2 separate regions of the Homo sapiens genome follow, and region 1 is linked to region 2. The links are chromatin contacts, found by Hi-C or POLR2A ChIA-PET in ENCODE. All regions are on one chromosome and are shown on one strand. The core of a region is the stretch at or near the end of the contact, and the rest is flanking DNA. Distances in the headings are between cores, read along the strand shown.

The links. Hi-C counts contacts between places; a loop is a spot of excess contacts on that map. ChIA-PET counts read pairs that join two places held with the same protein, here RNA polymerase II (POLR2A). Pooled maps may share reads with other maps.
Region 1: a loop to region 2 is called in a map with no recorded cell type, with 6 times the contacts of the local background. The contact joins two enhancer-like sites. A Hi-C loop is called at or near these places in 1 of 168 maps with a recorded cell type or tissue (K562), 8 of 37 single-sample maps with no recorded cell type and 5 of 50 pooled maps. POLR2A ChIA-PET finds 5 or more read pairs at or near these places in 1 of 52 experiments (PC-9).

What each region holds. Positions count from the first base shown.
Region 1 is chr18:9,868,021-9,873,060 of GRCh38, forward strand. No RefSeq gene overlaps it. Among named protein-coding and RNA genes, the nearest start is that of TXNDC2, 15 kb to the right of the region's middle. RefSeq lists a cis regulatory region at 1,698-2,300 and an enhancer at 2,007-2,166. Within about 2 kb of position 1,956, at least 9 of the 41 ENCODE cell types and tissues checked have a DNase peak (open chromatin) inside an H3K27ac peak, as active enhancers do; they include PC-9, where a contact is called at or near this core.
Region 2 is chr18:9,670,513-9,675,100 of GRCh38, forward strand. No RefSeq gene overlaps it. Among named protein-coding and RNA genes, the nearest start is that of LINC02856, 27 kb to the left of the region's middle. RefSeq lists an enhancer at 2,889-2,938. Within about 2 kb of position 2,864, at least 16 of the 41 ENCODE cell types and tissues checked have a DNase peak (open chromatin) inside an H3K27ac peak, as active enhancers do; they include PC-9, where a contact is called at or near this core.

The DNA.
Region 1 (5,040 bases), core at 706-3,205, 200 kb after region 2:
TTTTTTATGGCTGCATAGTAGTCCATGGTGTGTATGTGCCACATTTTCTTTTTTCTTTTTTTTTTTTTTAGACAGAGTCTCGCTCTGTCGCCCAGGCTGGAGTGCAGTGGCACGATCTCAGCTCACTGCAAGCTCCGCCTCCCGGGCTCACACCATTCTCCTGCCTCAGCCTCCCAAGCAGCTGGGACTACAGGCACCCACCCCCATGCCTGGCTAATTTTTTTTGCATTTTTAGTAGAGACGGGGTTTCACTGCGCTAGCCAGGATTGTCTCGATCTCCTGACTTCCTGATCCGCCCACCTCGGCCTCCCAAAGTGCTGGGATTACAGGCGTGGGCCACCGCGCCCGGCCGCATTTGGGTTGGTTCCAAGTCTTTGCTATTGTAAATAGTGCTGCAATAAACATAGGTGTGTGGGTGTGTCTTTATAGTAGAATGATTTATAATCCTTTTGGTATATACTCAGCAATGGGATTGCTGAGTCAAATGGTATTTCTGGTTCTAGATCCTTGAGGAATCGTCCCACTGTCTTCCACAATGGTTGAACTAATTTACACTCTCGCCAACAGTGTAAAAGCATTCCTATTTCTCCACAGCCTCGCCAGCATCTATTGTTTCCTGACTTTTGAATAACCACCATTCTGACTGGCGTGAGATGTTATCTCATTGTGGTTTTTAGTTGCTGTATTCTTTTTTGTTCTGTTCCTTTTTCTTTTATTGGGAGGCAATGCAGTGTGCAGATTAAGACATCTGGAGTCAGACCACTCATGTCTGACTCCCAGCTCTGTAATCTGCTGGCAGTGAGACCGTTGGCAGATTGGTCCCTCTAAGCCTCAGTTTCCTCATATGCAAAATGCAGGTAGTAATTCATATGCACACACATACACACTTCTAGAATCCAAAAGCTTTGTAAACAGATTTTTTTTTTCCTGAGTTTGACATGGACTCATTTGGCAGCAGGACCAAACCTGAACTGACGTGATGCTCTTTATAATAGTTATTTATCCAACCAGGAGTGAGTATTTGTATATCTAGCTGCAGAAATACTACTGTGTTTCATGATAGGATCCTCCCGCTGACTGCTGGAATGTTCTGTGATAGATATACTATGTTACTTTGTAAAATCCAAAGTTCTGAGTTCTGAAAACATCTGCCCCCAGAGTATAAAGTATTGTCAGCGTGTGGTATTTACCCTCAGGTGTGTCCTGAGGACCGAGTGAGAGGGTGTGTGTGATGAGGCTTTCACACGGGGAGCCCCAGGCAGCTCTTGGGAATGCTATTCACATGGAAGGTGACACACTCATGGTGCCTCCCAAGTGGAGCCATGGGGTTTATGCTACAGAAGAATTGTTATGGCCCTGGCACCAAGCAAGCGCTCAAAAACAGTAACAGCCAACATGAATACAGGGGCTTGCTATGTGCCAGACACAGTTCTAGGGGCTTTACATCATATTATCTCTTTTTATCTTTACAACAGCCTTTATGAGGCAGACACTATTATCTCCACTTTACAAGTGAGGAAACCCAGACACAGAAGGTTAAGTAAATTACCCAAGACTTTCTGATCAAGAGAGACAAAAGTCAAAGATCAGCTACTACTGTTTTCTCCTTTCTTTCCTCTCATTATAAGTGCTGCACATAATAAAAGAATGAAGAAAAGGAGATCCATGATTAATGAAAATTTCCCAGGAGCTACTTTCAAACTGTATCTCATTTTATCCGCAAAACAAATCTGAGATAGATGTGAAATTGTTCTCCTTTTACAGAAGGAGCATGGAGAGCTTAAGGGACATAAGGAGGGCAAGTGCATTCATGCGGAGGTCCGTCCTATGTCCTATTCCAAAACCCATTGTTGCATCTCAAGAGGAAGTTTTGACAGGGGAGTTAAGGGTTAACCAGCTCAGGCTGGAAATGCTGAATCACCCAATTAAAGGAGACTTGCTGCTTTGATGGGAAGGTCTGATCCAAAACTGCTGGGGTGACTCTCCTTGACCCTACCGTTTGGGCAGCTTCATTTATCTTTTCTGTGTCCCTGACCTTGATGTTGAAACCATTACTCAACCCTCAGTGAAGTTCTTAACCGGCTTTTTTGAAATGACTCATGCATCAAGGTCCAGCCATCTTGACTTTGTAGGGCCCGATGCCCTGAATTAGCTTCTGAGAACCCAGTGCCCAAACTGGTGTCCCCAGGTGGGCCTGGCAGACCATAGGTGGCAGCTTTCTCGGTTCTCCTTCACTTCACTTCTCTCTGGATGTGTGCGTGCTTTTTCTCTCATTGCTAAGGCACGCCCCAAGCTTTTTGCTTATTTGTTTTTATTTTCATCTTAAAATCACCCATGCACTGTTTTACCCCTCCCATCAACCTACCTATATGCATAAATCTTCTCTAGTTTTGATCAGCTGTCTTTTTTTCCTCCTCCAAGCCACCCTCTCTTCCCTTCTCACTAAAGAAATTCTTAAATGAGAATCATGATGTACTCACTTGATCATCTAGTCACTGCTCGCCTGAATTCAGTCCCTCCCCCAGCTCTGCACTTTCAAAGCCTATCCCCTCTTTCCACTCTCCACTCTCAGAGGGCAGGTGAAGCTGTGGGCCCCTCTCTCCCTCCTGGACCCTCCTTCTCCAGCCCAGAAGCTGGTTCTGTGGTTTCTGCACTTCTTTTACTGCCCTTTTCATTTTCCTTTGCTGGCTCTTCTTAGAGCTTAAATGCAGGTACTTCCTGCAAACGTGTGTTCCTATTTCTCCTCAGTACACCTTCCTTCTGATTTCATCCAACTTTATGGCTTCAACTATTGCCTCTGGGTGTCTGGCTTCTACACTGTTGTCTAGCCTGACTGCTTTCCAGAGATCAGAGCTTGATTTCCAGCTGCGGAATGGGTGTACTGAAGTCCCCTCTTGCATGCAAATAGTGTTGCACCTTGTTAACAATGCCATTCCTGCGCTGCATTCATTCTCTCAGAGGCTCAGGCTTCAAATTTGAGAGCCAGTTTCAGCTCCTTTCAAGCACTGACCAAACCATGGAAATTCTATTTCTGAGTTTCTCAAACCTTTTTTCCTTCTTTCCACTGTCCTAGCATAGGCTTTTGATATGTTCTATCTTGATTATAGTGATAGTTTCTCAGTAGATCTCTTTGATTGTTATCTTTGGCTCTCAGAGCTAGCATAGAATATGCTAGCAGTGAGTGATGTAGGTACACAGCAAATCGTATCATTTCCTGAAAACTTTCTGTGAGTCTCTTATTGCAAATTAAGTAAAATTGCAACTCTGTAACCTGTGGTGAAATGCCCCTTTCATTTAGCCCAGCCTCCATCCTGGCCCCATCGCTGCCCAGGGTCCCTGCTCCTGCCCACATCACACCCTGGTTGCTTTCTCCTAACTGGAAGGCCATCCATCTTTGCTCCTCTCTGCCTGGCAATATACCACCCTGCGTCGGAGGCTGGGAAGCAATTTTAGGAGGCTTTCCTGGATCTCCCCAGGAGGAATCAGAGTCACCATAGAATTGGGGGCAGCAGGTTAGCCTATAAGTTAGGGTCAAATCGTGTTCACCAGAGACAGTGCATTTTTTGCACTAAACATCATGAGTCTAGTATTAAAATGTCATTTTTCTTCTCTACACTCAGTGTTGTAGCAGGAGACCAGGAAGTTAATTGTGATGACCTTCGTGAGTCAAAAAAGAGAAACTCACAAGATATGGGCACTTTGATCCTATCGTGCAAGTTTTCATTGAGTGTCTGGGTTATTCCACACTGCGCTGTAAAGACTGCAGATACCAAGGCATATCTTACCCTCAAGAAGCCTATATTTGGACTGGGAAAGAGAGATTTGTACCATATAACATCATTTCATGAAATGCATGGTGCTGACGGGACTGTGTTAATCTGTGACATTTTACCCTTTTTTTGGTTTAAACATTTGTTTTTCAATATTATGATTTTAAACTTTGGATGTATTGGAAACATGGGAATAGTGTCTTTCACCTCTCTCCAATTTCCTTTATTTCTTAAAATTAACGCATAATAATTGCACAGATTTATGGGGTACATAGTGATGTTTTGATACATACAATATATAGTGATTCTCCTTTTTCTTTACTCAGAGGCTAAGGTGGAGATGGTGGTCTGCCAGATGTTCATAAAGATCATTTCAGCAAAAATATTTTTTAAATTAAGTGTTTTAGTATAAACCTTCTTCAACTGTTTTCCATTATACAAGCTGTAATCCATCCATGCCTTTATTCATTCATGCATTAAGGGCCCACTGAATGCCACATTTGCTTACGGTGAGAATGAGCTTGGACCCTTCCCAGGAAGGAAGGTATTGACCATCTGTCTGAACATCTAAACATTGTCTGAACGTCGAAGCTACAATACACTAAAAGATGATTACTGGGGGCCTGCTGCTTTGCTTCTTTCTACCTGCTCCACCCCACTGTGGCTCCATTCGTTCTGAAGGCAGATGTAGCCTATAGTAGTCTGCTCACTTGTCTGGCTTCTTTAGAAGGTGGGCGTTGGTAGATTCAAAGAACAGCAAGCAGACAGCAACGTCTTTACACCATGAACTATGGTGCATTTGATAAATATTTTTAGTGGCATATTTGTATTAAAACATCAACAAACTTACACCTACCCTGAATCTTACCGAAGCAGCTCCACATGGAATTTTTCAGTAAATACTTACACCAAAGAGCTTTAAACATTACACTAGAAAGTCAGAAGTGGTCAGAGTAGGACCACTGCTCACAGCTCTATCTTGGCAGGGTACCCATGGATCCTCAGTTAGATTTTCAGACTCTTTAGAGTGGAATCTAGAAGAGAAATCTTTCTTCTGCTAATACTGCTCACCTCTTGTAATAGACATTGCAGGTACCCTCTCCAAGCACAATTTCTTAGCACTGGCCTCTATTCTCAGATGACTGCTCACTGCAAACACCTGTGATGCTTTCAGGGTGGTTGTGGGGACATGCAGGGCCTGTGCCTAGGGCAAGCAGAGGTGCCAGGCTTACTGCCCCTAGACAAAATGTTCCAATGAAGTCTAGAGAGT
Region 2 (4,588 bases), core at 1,614-4,113:
TCCTTTCCATGGAAAATGGTGTTTAGAGACCACAAAATGAATGCTAGATATACTTACTGCTACTGTATTGCCATGGCTTCTAGGCCTCTCAAGCTTTCAGAGCTGGGAAAAGCCTATTAATTTTTTTTTTCAAAAGGGATATACATCATGAGTTCATACTTACTTTTTTTTTTCTTTTTGAGATGGAATTTCACTCTTGTCACCCAGGCTGGAGTGCAATGGCACTATATCGGCTCACTGCAAACTCCGCCTCTTGGTTTCAAGTGATTCTCCTGCCTCAGCCTCCTGAGTGGCTGGAAATACAGGCGCCCACCACCATGCCCAGCTAATTTTTTTTGTATTTTTAGTAGAGATGGAATCTTGCTATGTTGCCAAGGGCTGGTTTCAGACTCCTGGCCTCAAGTGATCCTCCTGCCTTGGTCTCCCACAGTGCTGGGATTGCAAGCGTGGGCCACCACACCCAACCCATACTTTTCAATTCAAATTAAATATTTCATGGTTTTTATTTTGTAATTTTATATTTATATCTTTTCCCTCTTACATCATATAGCTTGGTTCCTAATAAAATTAACTTAATTATTTCATATGTAGAGATAAAGATAAATAGATTACGTGTCCATGTGTGTGTGTGAGCACACATGAATGTATATAATGGTGGCTTAATAATGTGTCAATTTGGTTAAACAGAACTACATTTTCCAGAATTCCCTTCCTGGTAGACGTTTGGTTAGAGTTGGACACAGGGAAATTTGTGAGATTTGAAAGGCAGCAGTCAAGAAGTAGCAGTGCTCACCCTCTGAATGTTGGGCTAGGCTAGGCCCTGTTGGAACTCATGGCATGTGCAGGCCTGCCGGCTCCTCTGTTGTGCAGACAGAGTCCGGAGGCAGAATCCTCCAGGCCCCATGTGATCTCTTCCTGCAGCTTCTCCAAGTTCTGGGCCAGGTGTGAAGACAGGAGAGGTAGCAGTGGGGTGAGGCAAGGGAATTTCTGCTCGGCCCCATTTCACATGCATTTTTCCTTCCTGACCACGGCCTTATGACTTCAGGCTCAGTGTCAGGCGTAAAGAGCCAAACGGAGGCTGTCTAGCCAGCTCCCACAACTGTGTAATGTCAAATCCCTTTAGGAATCCTTCATGCTCTATTATTTCTAGCGATTCTGCTTCTCTGATTGCATCCTGGCTAGTATTTACGTATATACATCATACATACAATGTGTATATCTTTCTGTGTGTATGAAATAATTTTAAAATATCAATACTAACATTACTACTAATATCAACATAATTTAAGATTTCCTTGTGATTCTTTTTGTCTCCAACACAATATATTTAGATAAAACATCTTTCCTCCCTGATCTGAAATGTTGCTTATGTCTTATACTAAATTTCTATATTTCTTTTGGTCTAGTCTGGACATGATGTTCCAGATGATCTTCTTTTTATTCATTTTTTTTTTTTAAAGGCAGCATCTCACTCTGTTGCCCAGGTTGGAGTGTGGTAGCACAGTCATGGTTCGCTGCAGCCTTGAACTCCTGGACTCAAGTGATACTCCCTCCTTAGCCTCCCAAGTAGCTGGGACTACAGGTGCATGCCACCATGCTTGGCTGATTTTCGTATTCAAGTGTCAGTACCACACAATTTTAATCACTGTAGCTTTAAAATATATTAAAATATCTGATAGGGCCACTCTCCTCTTATACCATTTTTTTAAGATTTTGTCTGACCTTTATTGTTTGTTTGTCCTTCCTATGAAATTTAGAATTCATCAGTTTACTTTTAAAAATCCTGTTGATAGTTTTATTGGTAACATCAGTTTTGATCACTTATATTTTCTTAGAAAATTATCTATTCCACACACAGTAAATGTTTTTTTCACCAAAATCTCACTTATTAACTTACTGTTTAACAACAAATGTATGTTGACTCTCCTCTTGTTTTCTTGGTAACATTTGTACACAAATTGTCTATTTTCTTCAGCGAACCAGCTCTTGGATTTGTCTACCAAATGTGTTGTTTTATGTTTTCTAATTTATCCATTTTTTGCTCTTGACTTTATAATTTTTTCCCTTTGTTCCTTTTAGGAAAAAATAAATTAGAAGAAAAAAATCATTGTATATAAGAAATACCTGTTTTCAATGTAAATGAAGGTTTTATTTTTCATTTATTCACTGAATAATTTTTAAAGCCTCCATGTTCTGAATTTGGTACTAGCCAGTAAGAAAATAAAAATATCCTTTATATAGGGAAATAGAAATCATTCCAGCATATAAATGCTATCAGAGTCTCAGGAATGCTTTTCTGGAACATTCCAAAGCTGAATTGGCAGGCTCTGGCTTTTCTCTGGCTCGCATCCTCACCACCTGGATGGTTTCCCTAGTTATGATCTCCCTACCCATAATGGAACAAGAGTTCTTAGAACTGGGGTCGGCTGGGCACAGTGGCTCACGCCTGTAATCCCGTAATCCCAGCACTTTGGGAGGCTGAGGCATGGGGATCATGAGGTCAAGAGATGGAGACCATTCTGGCCAACATGGTGAAACCTGGTCTCTACTAAAAATACAAAAATCAGCCAGGTGTGGTGGCACACACCTGTAGTTCCAGCTACTCGGGAGGCTGAGGCAGGAGAATCGCTTGAACCCGGGAGGCGAAGTTTGCAGTGAGCCGAGATGGCGCCGCTGCACTTCAGCCTGGTGACAGAGTGAGACTCTGTCTCAAAAAAAAAAAAAAAAAAAAAGAGAGCTGGGGTTAATCATTCACCTGCATTGACCTGAGATGCCTTAGTCATGGTTAGTTCTCCCACACTTGTTCTTCAGAAACCTCTGAAACCACACCCTTGTGAGGTAAGAGGCCTTCCAGTCAACAAGTCATGCAGTTCTCTAGCTACCAGGGAAACCTGATTAGATACTAATAACAGGAACCTCTCGGCCAGATGGCATCCACTCACCTCTGTGCAGGGGTCAGGCATTTTAGTGTGCACTTCCTCAAACAGTCTAACCATTTCTCTTATGTGTTGTGCATGGTGTCAACCAGAACGAAAACTTCCCACTCTACAAGTGTATAAGGCAGTAAAAGATGCTGCTTTCACCTATGAGTTTCTGTAGCACACATGCTTCCTCTTCATGGCTTGATACCAGCACGGTGGATCCCACAAGGGCGTTTTAGCTTAGAGTCACTGCCCTCTAATGTTAGAGGTTAGAAATCACCCAGAGGCTGGTCCAACCTCTTTGCAAAGAGCAGATTGCTCAAGGACACAGGCATCTGGGAGAAGAGGGTGGTTACACACCCTTATTCCCAACACTTGCCATTCCCATCATGCCCCATATTTCTCATCTGTCAAAAACAGGAAGCAATAGCGTTATTGAATACTATTAGTGTGAGTACTAAAGAAGAAAATATATAATGTGCTTAGTGCAGTCACTATACAAAATTTAGGAAGTGTAGGCTTAAAAAATATTTTATTAAAAATGAGGTTTCACTGTGTTGCTCAGGTTGCACTAGAATTTCTGGGCTCAAGGGATCCTCCCACCTCAGCCTCCCACGTAGCCGGGACTCCAGGCACAACACCATGCCCTGCAGTGTAGGCTTACATTTTAAAAAACGTTTCATCTGGAATCTTCAACACTTCAATAGTCATGGTGTCCCTGTGTTCCTAGAACCAGATGGTAAAGAAAATAGAACAGTCTTGGGTTGCAAAAATTTAGGTATTTATCTCAGAAAACCAATGAGCTGGCTACATTTTTTTCTGCCTAAAAAATGTTCAGAGGTAGCAATCTGGCTGTAATCAGAGATGTATTTCATAGCAAACTTAGAGTTTTTACTTGGATATCATGTTAACTTGCATAGCATCTAAAACAGCACAGATTTTTATTCAATTTGCATAATATTGAGAAAAAGGTCAACTTTCCATACAAAAAATATCATTTTTGTGGATTACCGCTGGGAGGTGCTATGAAGGTAACAGGGTAGTTAAAGCCCTCTCTGGAATTCTTTTCTTCCACTACTGAACATCTTTGTGGTTTCTCTTAAAACAATTCAAAGCAGCAAACGTTTTTAACCAAAGCTTTAAATAAATTAAGCCCTGGGCCATTTTACAACTTATTTTCTACTCTCCCGCCTTCCAGCATGAGCTTAACAAGAAAATTTCAGTATCGAGTTCATAGAGTTTTTACCGTGGTGTATCCTCTGGTGACCTTTCAGTATTCATCTGACATTAAGCAATTGGAAGTCCTTGTCTGAACCAAGGATCGGTGGACTTTTTGGCACCAGGAGTTTTCCTCTTCAAAAATAATAGATGGGGCCACGGTCTATTGAAAATACATGGGGAAAAATGAAGTCCCCCTAAAAATGAGAATGTTAGATGCTAAAAAGAGATAAAAAAAACCTATCCAGATATGATAGGAAATAGTACTGGCTAAGGAGGACTTGAAATAGCTTTTGACTACCATCTTCTGCTCCTTAAACTGGTTACCCAGTGTGGCTCACCCCGATGTCGTTTGAATATCCTCTTTTTCCACATAGATGAGACTCCAAAAGAATGTGCAGTGAATGGACAATGCCTGTGCCTCTGCTTATGTTGAGACAATGACCAAT